4 separate regions of the Homo sapiens genome follow, and all the other regions are linked to region 1. A link is a contact called in ENCODE Hi-C or POLR2A ChIA-PET data. All regions are on one chromosome and are shown on one strand. The core of a region is the stretch at or near the end of the contact, and the rest is flanking DNA. Distances in the headings are between cores, read along the strand shown. Region 1 has its middle 110 kb from the start of MEAT6. Region 2 overlaps QKI (QKI, KH domain containing RNA binding). Region 3 has its middle 170 kb from the start of QKI. Region 4 overlaps LOC102724152 (a long non-coding RNA gene).

Region 1 (3,033 bases), core at 166-2,665:
CCTTTCTCATGCAGAGGACATCTAACTGATGTAACTTATTTTTATGACATTAATTTTAGAATATATTTTTTTCTGTTCTAATATAAATATTCATTGGCCAATAATTCAGGAAAAATAAACAATAAACCAGGATAAATGCACAAAATAAAAAAGTGAGCCCACTAAATATATTATTGGAAATATCTATACAAACACTAGAAACGAGGATGATTTGACGTCTAGGTATTTATGAGCTCTTAAAACATTGTTTTCCAGGGGAGGCCTACGCCTGCCTACCTCCTGTTTTACACAGGGAATAGTGGTGTTCTATCTGTGAAACTCTTAGTGTTGGTTCTCTCAGCTCACCCTGTTGGATGGTATCGCAACATTAAAATATCTGTGTCTTCCATGAAAAGACCTCAAATGTATTCCTTTCTCCCCTTCACACAGCCATGAATGCAGCTCAGGAAGCAAGGGGACTTGCAGCCTCATCCCACTGTAATTATTCCACTGGCTTCCAGAGCGTCCTGAGGTTTGCAGGCTCTTTACAGATAGGTTGCTTCCATTTCTCATGCAGTGTGATCCAGCAGCACACCCAACAAGGCTGTGAAGGCAGCTCAGGGCTCGCAGCATCTCCAGTGCTCCACCACAGTCCCGCCTGCGTCGGTAAAACTGCTTAAGGCAGCGCTAATTAATGTCTCCTGCTTATCCTGCACTCCCCTCGCAGGGTATCGGGTCTCAGAATCGACTTCCTGGACTTGTATTCATTCACAATCCAAATTAGCTTAATGCACGACAGAAATCTCATCTCGACCTAGAGGTAGCAGTGAGTCTCTAGGGAGAAATCAAATACTGAGTCAATTTAAAAAAATAAAATAAAATTAGACCTACCGCATCAAATTTATTTCCAGCACCCTTGAGATGGGAAGGAGAGGAGGGGAGGCAGTGACTCTTGGTTCCTGAGAGAAGCTGTGTGTGCACACTTGGAAAAGCAGCTGCCGAACGCATTCCTGGATTTTAACTAAATTACGTTAGTGTCAAAATGCAACGTATGCATTTATTGACAGCATAGGGACAAAGAAAACAAATCGTAAAGCAACAATTTTAGATAATTACCTCAAATTTATCGCCAGTTCTGTCTCCTAGTTTCCCCCTCCGTCTCATGCCTATATTGTTTAAATGTATCAGTTGGTTAGTTCAAATAAAGCACCAAGGCATATTCAACATACCACCTGTGCTCAGGATATATTTCCCTGAGTTCCTGCCAGTCTTTGGCACGTCTGCTGCTGGAAATGAATCAGAATACAGGGAGAGGGCTAATTGACAGGTCTATGGATGCCGAAGGTAAGCTGCGACCTAAAATGAGAACTGTTCCCTTAATGAGAGACAGCAGAAGCAAGTGTGTGGCCGGGCACGCCCGTGCCTCGCCGCGGCCAGCAGATGGCAGCAGAGCCTTGGAAGCCGGCGGGCACCAGGCTCTGTTGAAAATGCACTCCTTCATTTCCATTCATCTTCACTTGTCAGAGTCTTATAAGTGCTTTCTGTAGAACTGACCCTGAAATTGCATCATTTAATCTATAATCATATATTGCCAACATTTCTCCCTTTTACCGCTTATCAATGACATTAATTCAGAGGAAACAGGGACCACTGATAGCTTTAGGCAACTCTGCAAAAAGGAGATATTCCTAACAGGCAGATACACTGCCAGGGACAGCCAGCTTGCCCGAAATAAGGAAATGCATTTTAACAGAAACGGGGGAGCATATGAAAAAAATCATTCACACTTTGTATTTCTTTCTTTCTTTGCTTTTCTTTAGCACACTTTACTTTGCACTCAAACCCGATTTTTGATTTAAGGTTCATTTGCTTAAACAACCAGTTGAATATTTCCCCATATTTAATAAGATTATTTTTTATGTAACATTTTAAAATATTCTTTCTCCAGGATATATAATCAGAAATTGATGTCTAGGATAGAATTTCACATGGTAAAAACTAGGCCCTGTAATACCCCAATTACTTTCAGCAATATCTTAGTGGTCTGATGATTGAAAAGTAGAGGCGTTTCTGGGAAATGAAAAGATTCTGTAGGAGTGATGACTGTCAGCATACATAGATTTAATTCTTTAGAGCTACACTGATGAAATGAAGAAAATACATTATTTTTCTTCTCAAACCTCTCAAAATTTCTCGGAGAGTAAAAGAATGCTTTGCTTATTAGAAAGATTGTCATGATCTGCCAAGACTCTAGATGGTACTATGGATTCACCCTGTCATTTCTATACTAACATTTGTTAAGATTCTTCTTTTTATCCACTTTTTAGGGTGTATGGGATACTTGCATGAGAAAATACACAGAAAAGAGCAGATATAAAGAATAAAAGGCAATGTAAGTTAAATCATGAGAAATTGACAGTGTCTGAAGATGATGAGATAGACGTGTGTCTAATTTTAGACCCCATAGTTAGATTGACTTTTAACTGAGTATAACAGTCAAAAATGTTCTAGAAGTACTTAATGGCATCAAGCTGCCACATTAACGTATTACGCTGAACTGAAAGGAGGTTTTCCTCAAACTCATCAGCAAATAGAAGGAGGCACCATTTGTCAGGAAGCAGGCGCCAGACTCTTCTCTCTGTATCTTGTGTGTGAACGTGTGGTGTAGGCATGTGAGAGTGTGTGTGTGGTGTTGTGAGCTTGTGTTATATGTGTGTGTATGCATGTGTGAGTGTATGATGTTCTGTGTAAATGTGTGGTGCAGGTATATGTGAGTGTGTGTGTGAGTGTGTAGTGTAGGCATGTGTGAGTATGAAGTGTTGTATGTGTGTGGTATAGGTATAGGTGAGTGTGTGGTGAGTGTGTGTGTGTGGTGTGAGTGTGTGTATGATGTGTGTGTGGTGTAGGTCTGTATAAGTGTGTGTAGGTATGTATGAGTGTGTAGTGTAGGCATGTGTGAGTGTGTGGTTATGTGTGAGTGTATAGTGTAGGCATGTGTGTGTGATGTTATATATGTGAGTGTGTGGTATAGGCATGTGTGAGTGTGTGGTGTTT
Region 2 (3,033 bases), core at 296-2,795, 1.4 Mb after region 1:
CAGCCTCCCAAGTAGCTGGGATTACAGGCATATGTCACTACGCCCAGCTAATTTTTTGTATTTAGTAGAGATGCGGTTTCACCATGTTGGTCAGGCTGGTCTCGAACTCCTGACCTCAGGTGATCTACCCGCCTCGGCCTCCCAAAGTGCTGGGACTACAGGCGTGAGCCACTGTGCCCAGCCATCATCAACTATGTTTAACAGCTATGTTAAAAGGATACAAACAGGTCACGTTTAATGTAATTTATACATTGTTCAACTTTTCTAGACTTAGACACTAGATCTTCATTATCCAATCATTTACGCTTCCTAACAAATGTGTGGTATTGGCAGTGCATTATCCCTGAGGCTCAGGCAGGGTAGGCAGCTTATCCAAAGCCACAAAAGTTCACATTGCAAACCTGGCTTCCAACCCAGAATACCTGATTCAAAGTCCTCATGTTTAACCATTACATTATACCTTCTCCAGTCTTATGATGCCTTTAAGTGGAAGTATCTTTTGAATTCATCAGACCACATGTTAGAAAGTAAGAAAATCATGTTTATTTAGTATTTTTAGATCTATATACTTTTAAAAAAAAACTACAACAAAGTAATCACCAGAGAGCTGAAACAAATGTGTATTTCCAAATCATTAAAACTATGTCAACTAAAAAAATAATTCGAACCACTGCCTATCACAAAGGCCCAAATTCTCCAGCATTCAGGGCATTGAACAGTTTACATGAGCAACCTTGCTTGCAAATGTTTTGCATTAGTCAAAATCATCTGTCCACAATCCCCGAGTAGACCTGGTACTTTCCTCTCCAAGTTAGGCTCCTATTGGAAGCATCCTATGTGTTCCTCAATAACACAGATCATCGTTTTCTCTCAGAGTGCAGGCTTTTTTTTTTTTTTTTTTTTTGAGCTGGAGTTTCGCTCTGTCGCTAGGCTTCAGTGCTGTGGCGTGATCTTGGCTCACTGCAACCTCCAACTCCCTGGTTCAAGCGATTCTCCTGAGTGCAGGCTTTTCTAAGAACTCTCACGCATACTGGTCTTGCTTTTATAAATTCATGCTGCTTATTTTTGGGGTGATCAATCATATATAGCCATGTGCTATCTCAGTTTTTCTATTTTTTGATTTTTAAAGAAATTTATCATGAATTGTATCCATAAACTAACCAATAACCAATAAACCCATGTTCCTTGTAACCCCCAAAGCCTTGCAAAAATGAATGTGCTCAACATATTTTAAAAAATGAATTAGTTTTCTATAAATTTGAAATAATGGGTAGAAAAGGTTTTCCAAACAAAAAAATACATGACTAATTTAATTGAAGAATAACAAATATCAGAGAAAAGAAAAAATGATGAGTGACCACATTTTATGAAGAATTTTGATGCCAATTACCACCTTGATCTGCTCCGACAGCTTTGGCAGACAGAAGATGACAGATAATTTGATTGACTTAAACAAAGGGGTTTATGAGAGGGAAGTGACAAAAAAGGATTTGTCTTTAAAGCCTCACTGTGCTATTTTGTGGATGGACTGCTGGGGGCGCCAGCGTGATTACTGAGATAGGTCATGAGCTTTAACATTGTCCAGGCAACAGAGAGGATGAACTGGACTGGGGTAGAGGTTGTAACAGAGATGAAAAGAGTTATGTTAACCTGACAAGGCATGATGATCAGTTGGACACAGAGGGTAAGGGAAAAGGAGAAATTGAACAATGTTGTTTAGGTTCTTGATTTAAGCAATAAAGTAGACGGTGGCTCCATGTAATGAGATAAAAATTGAGGAATATGGAATCAGAAGTTCTCTCTTGAAAGGTTACATCTGAAATACTTATCTTAAACACCTAAGTGGAGATGTCAGGTACACAGCTGAATATTCATCTGGTTGATCAACTTATTCCAACTTATCCTATACAGCTGGTAGAAAAATATGCTTTCATATTTCTTGAGTTTTTCTCCAAGATGATGTGGCAGTTACTAAGTTCCAAACTGAACTGCCATATGCTTTCCAATGCTTAAGTGTAGGGCTCTACAACTACTACTTCTTTGCCAGCCGGTTTTCTGTGAGGTTCTCAGAACTGAGGCATAGTGTGGGTGTAAAGCAGCCGACCCTGAAGAGCTGGATGAGGGAAAGAGATGTTCTCTTTCCCATGTGCGCTCCTTTCAGCTATGCACTTGCCAGAGGCAGCTGTCTCCTGGCTCCATGCTTCTTTCCCAGCACCTCTAGAACCAGTCTCATCGTGCAGCCCCTTCCCTCCATGCACACCAGAAGCAGCCAGCTAGGGTTCTCCCCTCTGAGCTCCTGAGGTTCTTGAAGTAGCTGAGAGACACCAAGCCAGGGTCTTGGTTTCATCATTACACAGGCTTTCTTCTCTTTTATTCCAGCCCTGGGGTAAAAGATGCTTTTTTTGCAGTCTCTAAATCTGTATTACAGCCTGTCTTTCTCCTTTTTCAGTTCTCAATACCTGTGTAACCAATCAACAACTTTCCACACATAAAGCAAGGTAGAGGGAAAGTGTCAGGCACTTTATTTAACCAGAAAAGCTTAAAACACTCAAACACACACAAATATGATGCTCCTCCTCCATTAAAACTATATAAAACTAACAAAGATTTGTACCTTAGGACAATATGTTCTGCCTCTCTTCAACAAGGTATAAACAGATCCACTGAAAAGTAACAATCTCAGAAAAACAAAAGCCAAGTCTCAATAATAAGTACTTACTTCTTCTAATGCTAAATACGATACAATCTGTGATTTTATTAATAGTAATAGTAATCTTAACAGGCATGATAAACTTCTGAAGGATTTATATGATTCACAACTCCGGCTACATACTAGCATTAGTAGAGCCACATCAATTTATAGATTAAAAAAAAAACACCTCCAAAGTTGATTGTTATTTTAGACGGATATTATTAGATGATATGGTTGGGCTGGAAGGTGGGACATATAAATACCAATTGGGAGTTTAATAGAGCCTTGTTCTACAAAAGAAGATAAAAAATAGGAACCTGAGCTGGGCATGGTGGCTCATG
Region 3 (3,033 bases), core at 331-2,830, 1.3 Mb after region 1:
ACAATAGAGGAAAATAATGACACATACTCACTGAACACACACCAGTTCCAGGCAATGTGCTAAGAGGTTTACGTTAATTAGCTCAGTTGACCCTCTTAGGAGCCCTGTGACATAGGTACTTTATCCCCATTTTATAGATGAGAGACCTGAGGTTTCAGGTTGAAGTTACCTGTCTAAAATCTCCAGAGTGAGAAAGCAGCCATATTCCAGAGAGCCTGCGTTATGCTGACAGAGAAATATGGATACATGAGAAAATTTATGCAGCACCTTAAATATGTGCCTTTCTAATTGGAAATTCTGAGTGTTTCACAAGTACAAGTACTTTCCTACTTCTTCAAAAATATTAATTTTTTTGGAATAATGATAAAAGCTCAAACCTGTTCTGCTGGACAGGAGAAAGGGCAGCCGGGGGGCGCACAGAGGGAAAGCCTCCCTTTCTGTCTGTACTCCCTGTGGTTAAAATGTTACTATTTGGCCACACTGGCCTCCAGACATAACTGTGGCCAGGCACAGAACGGGGTTTCACACTAGGGTAAACCCTCAGATCTTCAAGGTCTATTCCCAGGTCTTTCCAGGCAGGTCTGGGGCTTGGAGTGTGGGAGCTACTGCTCTGTGGGCTGCTGCCTAGACGGCAAGCTCCTGGTTTTTGTTCGTTTGTTTTGTGTTTTTTTGGCGGAATTTTGCTCTGTTGCCCAGGCTGGAGTGTAGTGGCGTGATCTTGGCTCACTGCAACCTCCGCCTCCCGGGTTCAGGCGATTCTCCTGCCTCAGCCTCCCAAGTAGCTGGGATTACAGGCGTCCACCACCATGCCTTGTTAGTTTTTGTATTTTTAGTAGAGATGGGGTTTCGCCATGTTGGCCAGGCTAGTCTCGAACTCCTGGCCTCAAGTGAGGCCAGGCCTCCCAAAGTGCCTGGGATTACAGGCGTGAGCCACCATGCCTGGCCTGAACGTCTTATTATTTAAAAGTGTGTTGGGGTGGTGGTGGGGCCTTATTCCTAATACTTAAAATCATACACTGATGGCCAAAATCACACTACCAAGTATGACTTAGGAATTGAGAACTCAAGAAGATAACTTCAAGTACTTCTCCCCTTCCTAGGTAGAGGAGAAAACCAAACATCATATATAGGGAGATAGGATTCTAAGTCATGGTACAAACCTCCCCAGAGGAATTGTGAGAATCAGCTTTTCTTAAAGATCCTCACTTCCCCGTTTGCTAGTGTTTCTGAGTGATAACCAAGACCATCATTCCCAGGAGAGCACACGCAGTAAAGTCATCGACATCATCATTGCAGTTTCTCACTAGACGCCTTGTGCTGAGTGATGCACATTCAATCTATACTGTGCACCTCTTGATTACTGAAAAGTGGTTAAAGCTAGATTACAATAGTGCCCCCTTATTCACATTTCCCTTTCTGAAGTTTCGGTTACCTAAGGTCAACTATGTTAGAAAAATATTAAATGGACAGTTCCAGAAATAAACCTTTCTTAAGTTTTAAATTTCAAGCTATTCTGAGTAGTGTGATGAAATCTTGTGCCTTTCCGCCTGGGACATGAGTCATCCCTCTGTCCAGCATATCCTTGCTGTAGACACCTCCCCGGCCCCCAGCAGTCACTTGGCAGCCGTCTTAGTTATCAGATTAACTTCCTGTGTTCAAGTCATCCTTATTTTACTTATAATGGACCCAAAGCGCAAGAGCAGTGATGCTTGCAATTCAGACGGGACAAAGAGAATTGTAAGTGCTGCCTTTAAGTGAAAAAGTGAAAGCTTATCATAGGTACAAATATATAAGAAAAAACATTGCCGGGGTGTGGTGGCTCATGCTTGTAATTCCAGCACTTTGGGAGGCCGAGGCGGGTGGATCACTTGAGGACAGGAGTTCGAGACCAGCCTGGCCAACATGGTGAAACCCTGTCTCTACTAAAAATACAAAAAATTAGCTGGGCGTGGTGGCACATGCCTGTAATCCCAGCTATTTGGGGGTCTGAGGCAGGAGAATTGCTTGAATTCGGGAGGTGGAGGTTGCAGTGAGCCGAGATTGCACCAGCAGTGAGACTCTGTCTCAAAATAGAAAAAAGAAAAAACATAACGTAATCAGGTTCTGTGCTATCTATGGTTTCAGTCATCCACTGGGAGTCTGAAAATGTATCCCCTATATATAAGAAGGGGCCACTGTATTTCAATTCTCTCAGTCCTAATCTAAGTCTATACTTTTCAAAGATTTATCAATGAAAGCAAGTCAAGATCAATTGATTTTTGTTGTTGTTAAAACAACTGTAGGACTCCCACTAGAAGCCCGAAAACTTTTTAAGGCAAAAATTGTGAGACACGTATTTGGTAGTGTGCTTTTTTAGTATTCTGTAAGTAATTTCAAATATTAGCAGTAAGATGGTTTTTAAATTTTGTTTTAGAGAACAGGCATTTGTATTCCCTAGTAATTATTGTTATGAATGATTTTTGGGTTAAATAAACAAAAGTTTGTGGTCTAAGCCTCAATTTAGATGTGATATAGTGTTCTAATAGTAGAAATTTCAGTTATGTTTAGATAGCCGCTACACCATTTGGAGAAACCCACGTTGGATGTAAGTTGGATTTTAAAGTGCACAGGCCCAGCAGAGTCACAGTTGTGTGATGAAAGCATTAGTATGAATGCCTCCACTAGGACTAAATAAATTGTCAGTCGACAGAACATTGAATAGAGTGAAATAAGAACCCCCCTGATTACTATGCCAGGTCATATAATCCATAGGGAACTAAGTTCTGCGGGAAGAGAATCAGATAATGCTAGCTTCAAATAAACTGAAATCCCACAAAATTCAATGGTAAATGAAGTTACTAGGGAAAAAAGAAAAAAAAAACCCTAGTTATTTCAGCATCATTGATACCAAGTGGAAATCTCCAATCCATAATCCATATCCCTTGAAAAGGAGATTTGTAGTAGGTAGGGATCAAATAATTAGTTGACCCAAATAGTCCTTCAAATACCTGATAACGTGAACATTATCACTGCCAGTCAAAGGGAGAAAAAACA
Region 4 (3,033 bases), core at 399-2,898, 1.3 Mb after region 1:
TTTTGAGGCAGCAAAATTAATATCTTAATTCTCAAAATTATAAGACAAAAAATTCTGGAAGGAATTACTCAAACTAAAAGAATCTAGAATGCAAAATCAATAATCCCTGTGGCATAGCTATCACTTTCCTACAAATATTTCTGGCTTTCCTTCTGGGAATAAGATGGGCTTGTGCTTCCTTGCCCCTCCAACATGAGATATCACGGTCGTTTGTTACAGCAAAATAACCAGTCTGACTGCTACCCAATGCTAACAAACAAACTCTGGAAAATGCAGGGACATTGAGTTGGAGAAAATGATCTTTGAAAAGCCCTGAAAAGCGGGGCACGGTGGCTCATGCTTGTAACCTCAGCACTTTGGGAGGCCGAGGCGGGCGGATCACGAGGTCAGGAGATCGAGACCACAGTGAAACCCCATCTCTACTAAAAATACTAAAAATTAGCCAGGCATGGTGGTGGGTGCCTGTAGTCCCAGCTACTCGGAGAGGCTGAGGCAGGAGAATGGCGTGAACCCGGGAGGCGGGGCTTGCAGTGAGCCAAGATCACACCACTGCACTCCAGCCTGGGCGACAGAGCGAGACTCTGTCTCAAAAAAAAAAAAAAAAAAAAAAAAAGAAAAGAAAGGCACTGGAATGTTATCAAGATCACCCAGTGACTCCGATGTGCAAGAAAGCTTAGAAACCATCCAATCAAAGTCTTTTTTTCTTAATTCAAAAAAAAAACACTCTTTTTATGGGCATAAAAGTATTTATTTCAAAGAGGTCAGAAAGCAATGGCTGGCCATGCCAGAAAAGGAAGCTAAGACGGCTAGGATCTAACTAGGAGGGTAAGTTGCAACCTGTTCATACTGCCCAGATGGAAAGGGGACTCCTATAATATCAGCTTCATACATCCACTGTCTGTAACTTCCGTTACCTAATACCATCTCCGTCAGCCTTTCAGCCAAGTATGGTAGCATCTTTCTCGAATATTTATAAATTGCCTACAAGCACTGAAATTGCTGTTAGAAACTATACATCTTCAAACATGCACACTCCATTCTGTTCTCTCCAGACTCTGTTCTCCCCAGAATCCTGCTAATTTCTCTACAGTTTCAAGTCTCAGTCAGGGCTTCAGAAGGTTGAGGAACAGGCTACCCTCTGCAGTCAAGTTTGTCCTGGCTACGAAGTCCTGCCCCACCTGCAATCTGCCTCTGCCCTCGTGCAGTTGTGACAGACTGGAAAGCGCATTGTATTGAATTACCCTTTCTAGAAAAGAGCCAAGTAAGAAATTAGTTATTCATAAGTTCTTTGTGCATGATTTGCCACAGAAATAACATGAACTATTTTTGTAGGGCTTTGACAAACCTGACTAGGCTTAGCCCAACCTGGAATAGTCCCTGGGGAGCCTGCGAAAAACAAGCCACATGAGCTGTCCTGATGCTAGCTTCTGAGGGCCCTGACCCCCAGATCTCTATCCTCCCCCTCACCCTGCTTCTCATCCCCACCCCCTGCAGTCCTTCCTCTCAGGCTTTTGCAGTTACTCAAGATACTGTGCACGTAGCAGAGCAATCAGATGCTTTCTCTCAGATGGCTTGGCTAATGGCCACTTCCTGTGGTTGTCAAATGAAAAAAGAAGAACTAGCACATCCCCAATGACTTATTGTATCACTTCCCGTATCTGACTATCTGGCAGCCAGCATAATTTAACATCACTCGTAAATTAAGAGCCTCTTGCGAGGGTGCCACAGCTGAGCCCACCACCCCGTTTTGCTGATTAGAAAGAAACCGTGCCAGGACTTCCATTATGAATAGTCATTTCCTAAAATGTAACTCCAACAACACTGACATCTAATCATATATTAAATGAATGAATAGGGGTTCCATATCCACCCTGTGGACCTCTGAGCTCATTCTGAAGATTAAAGTGACTTCCTTTAACGTTCTCCCCACTAGCACCGTGCCCGTAAGGCCAGATTTCACCGCGACCGCCCCTTGCACCCCCCAACCAGCCCTCCAGCCCCCAGGTTATCCCCCACACTTTTCCCTGTCTCTTGGCTTTGCTCCGTTTCCCTTCCCTTCATGGCCTGGCCTGTGAGAAGAGTCAAGGTGAGCTCAAGCGAGGACCCTCATTCTGCCCCAACACCTCAGGCCCCTTTCTTGTTGAGAGTGGACAGCTCCATCAGGCACTTGGTGCCAAATGGAAGCAATGGAACTCGGTGCTGGCTCTCCATGTCCAGCCAGCGCTGGCTGCAAGCAGCAGAGACAAGCAGGGGCAGAAATCATAAGCAGACCCCTAGGGCTGCGTGTCCTCCCCTGGGCAGGCACACAGTGGGGCGTGCTAAGCAGCTTCGTAGGTAGTGGCTGCGCCGCATCTTGTTGACCTTAGCAGAGAATCCCATTCTCTGCTAGGCTTTCCAGCCAGGCTGGAAAAGCCTAGCTCATACTTGAGGAAAAAGACCTCCTTGATGCCATATAGGTGGTTTTGCATGTGCGTTCGTTCTGTTCTCTTGCTTTTTTCAGTGTGGGATTGTGAATGAGCACTGGAGCTGGGTCCAATGGCCCAATTTGCACACTGGCTTTGTTTGGTGCAGAGCGTGGCCACGGCCTCAGCAGCCCTATTGGAAGTGAGCTGTGTTTGGGTAAATCATGACCTCTCTGAGCCTTGGGTTTCCCTCTGTAAAATCGCAACCACACTCTACTGAGCCTTGATCTATGTTCAGGACTGTGAAAAATCAATGAGACAACACATATGAAAATACTCTGGGAAATGGAAATTTATAGCTGTCATTTTGCTAAAACTTATAAGAATAGATTAGCCCAGTTCTAGTAATAACTTCATCATTTATGAGTTGTGTGTCTTTAAACATGATATTTAAACTTCCTCAACCACAGGAACTTCATACAACTCATGGCTCCTTCCTAAGTTTGCTGTGAAAACTAAAATGAGTTGATATAAAATACATACCACAGTACTTGGCAGAGAACGTGAGCTCGGTAAATGACAACTGCTTTTATTTGTTATTGTTAGTATTTTTATTATCTGAAGAGGACAA

What was found. Hi-C counts contacts between places; a loop is a spot of excess contacts on that map. ChIA-PET counts read pairs that join two places held with the same protein, here RNA polymerase II (POLR2A). Pooled maps may share reads with other maps.
Region 2: a loop to region 1 is called in a pooled map, with 9 times the contacts of the local background. The contact joins two enhancer-like sites. A Hi-C loop is called at or near these places in 1 of 168 maps with a recorded cell type or tissue (posterior cingulate gyrus), 1 of 37 single-sample maps with no recorded cell type and 8 of 50 pooled maps.
Region 3: a map of endothelial cell of umbilical vein shows a loop between it and region 1 (5-fold over the local background). The contact joins two enhancer-like sites. A Hi-C loop is called at or near these places in 4 of 168 maps with a recorded cell type or tissue (Calu3, Panc1, dorsolateral prefrontal cortex and 1 more), 1 of 37 single-sample maps with no recorded cell type and 11 of 50 pooled maps. POLR2A ChIA-PET finds 5 or more read pairs at or near these places in 1 of 52 experiments (RWPE1).
Region 4: a loop to region 1 is called in a map with no recorded cell type, with 5 times the contacts of the local background. The contact joins two enhancer-like sites. A Hi-C loop is called at or near these places in 1 of 168 maps with a recorded cell type or tissue (heart left ventricle), 4 of 37 single-sample maps with no recorded cell type and 4 of 50 pooled maps.

Annotation. Positions count from the first base shown.
Region 1 is chr6:164,926,118-164,929,150 of GRCh38, reverse strand. No RefSeq gene overlaps it. Among named protein-coding and RNA genes, the nearest start is that of MEAT6, 110 kb to the right of the region's middle. Within about 2 kb of position 1,415, at least 2 of the 41 ENCODE cell types and tissues checked have a DNase peak (open chromatin) inside an H3K27ac peak, as active enhancers do.
Region 2 is chr6:163,553,381-163,556,413 of GRCh38, reverse strand. All of the region lies in intron 4 of QKI (QKI, KH domain containing RNA binding), which reads right to left. Among named protein-coding and RNA genes, the nearest start is that of QKI, 140 kb to the right of the region's middle. Within about 2 kb of position 1,545, at least 5 of the 41 ENCODE cell types and tissues checked have a DNase peak (open chromatin) inside an H3K27ac peak, as active enhancers do.
Region 3 is chr6:163,584,563-163,587,595 of GRCh38, reverse strand. No RefSeq gene overlaps it. Among named protein-coding and RNA genes, the nearest start is that of QKI, 170 kb to the right of the region's middle. RefSeq lists an enhancer at 1-164. Within about 2 kb of position 1,580, at least 9 of the 41 ENCODE cell types and tissues checked have a DNase peak (open chromatin) inside an H3K27ac peak, as active enhancers do.
Region 4 is chr6:163,666,431-163,669,463 of GRCh38, reverse strand. The region is part of intron 1 of LOC102724152 (a long non-coding RNA gene); the gene reads left to right. Among named protein-coding and RNA genes, the nearest start is that of QKI, 250 kb to the right of the region's middle. Within about 2 kb of position 1,648, at least 6 of the 41 ENCODE cell types and tissues checked have a DNase peak (open chromatin) inside an H3K27ac peak, as active enhancers do.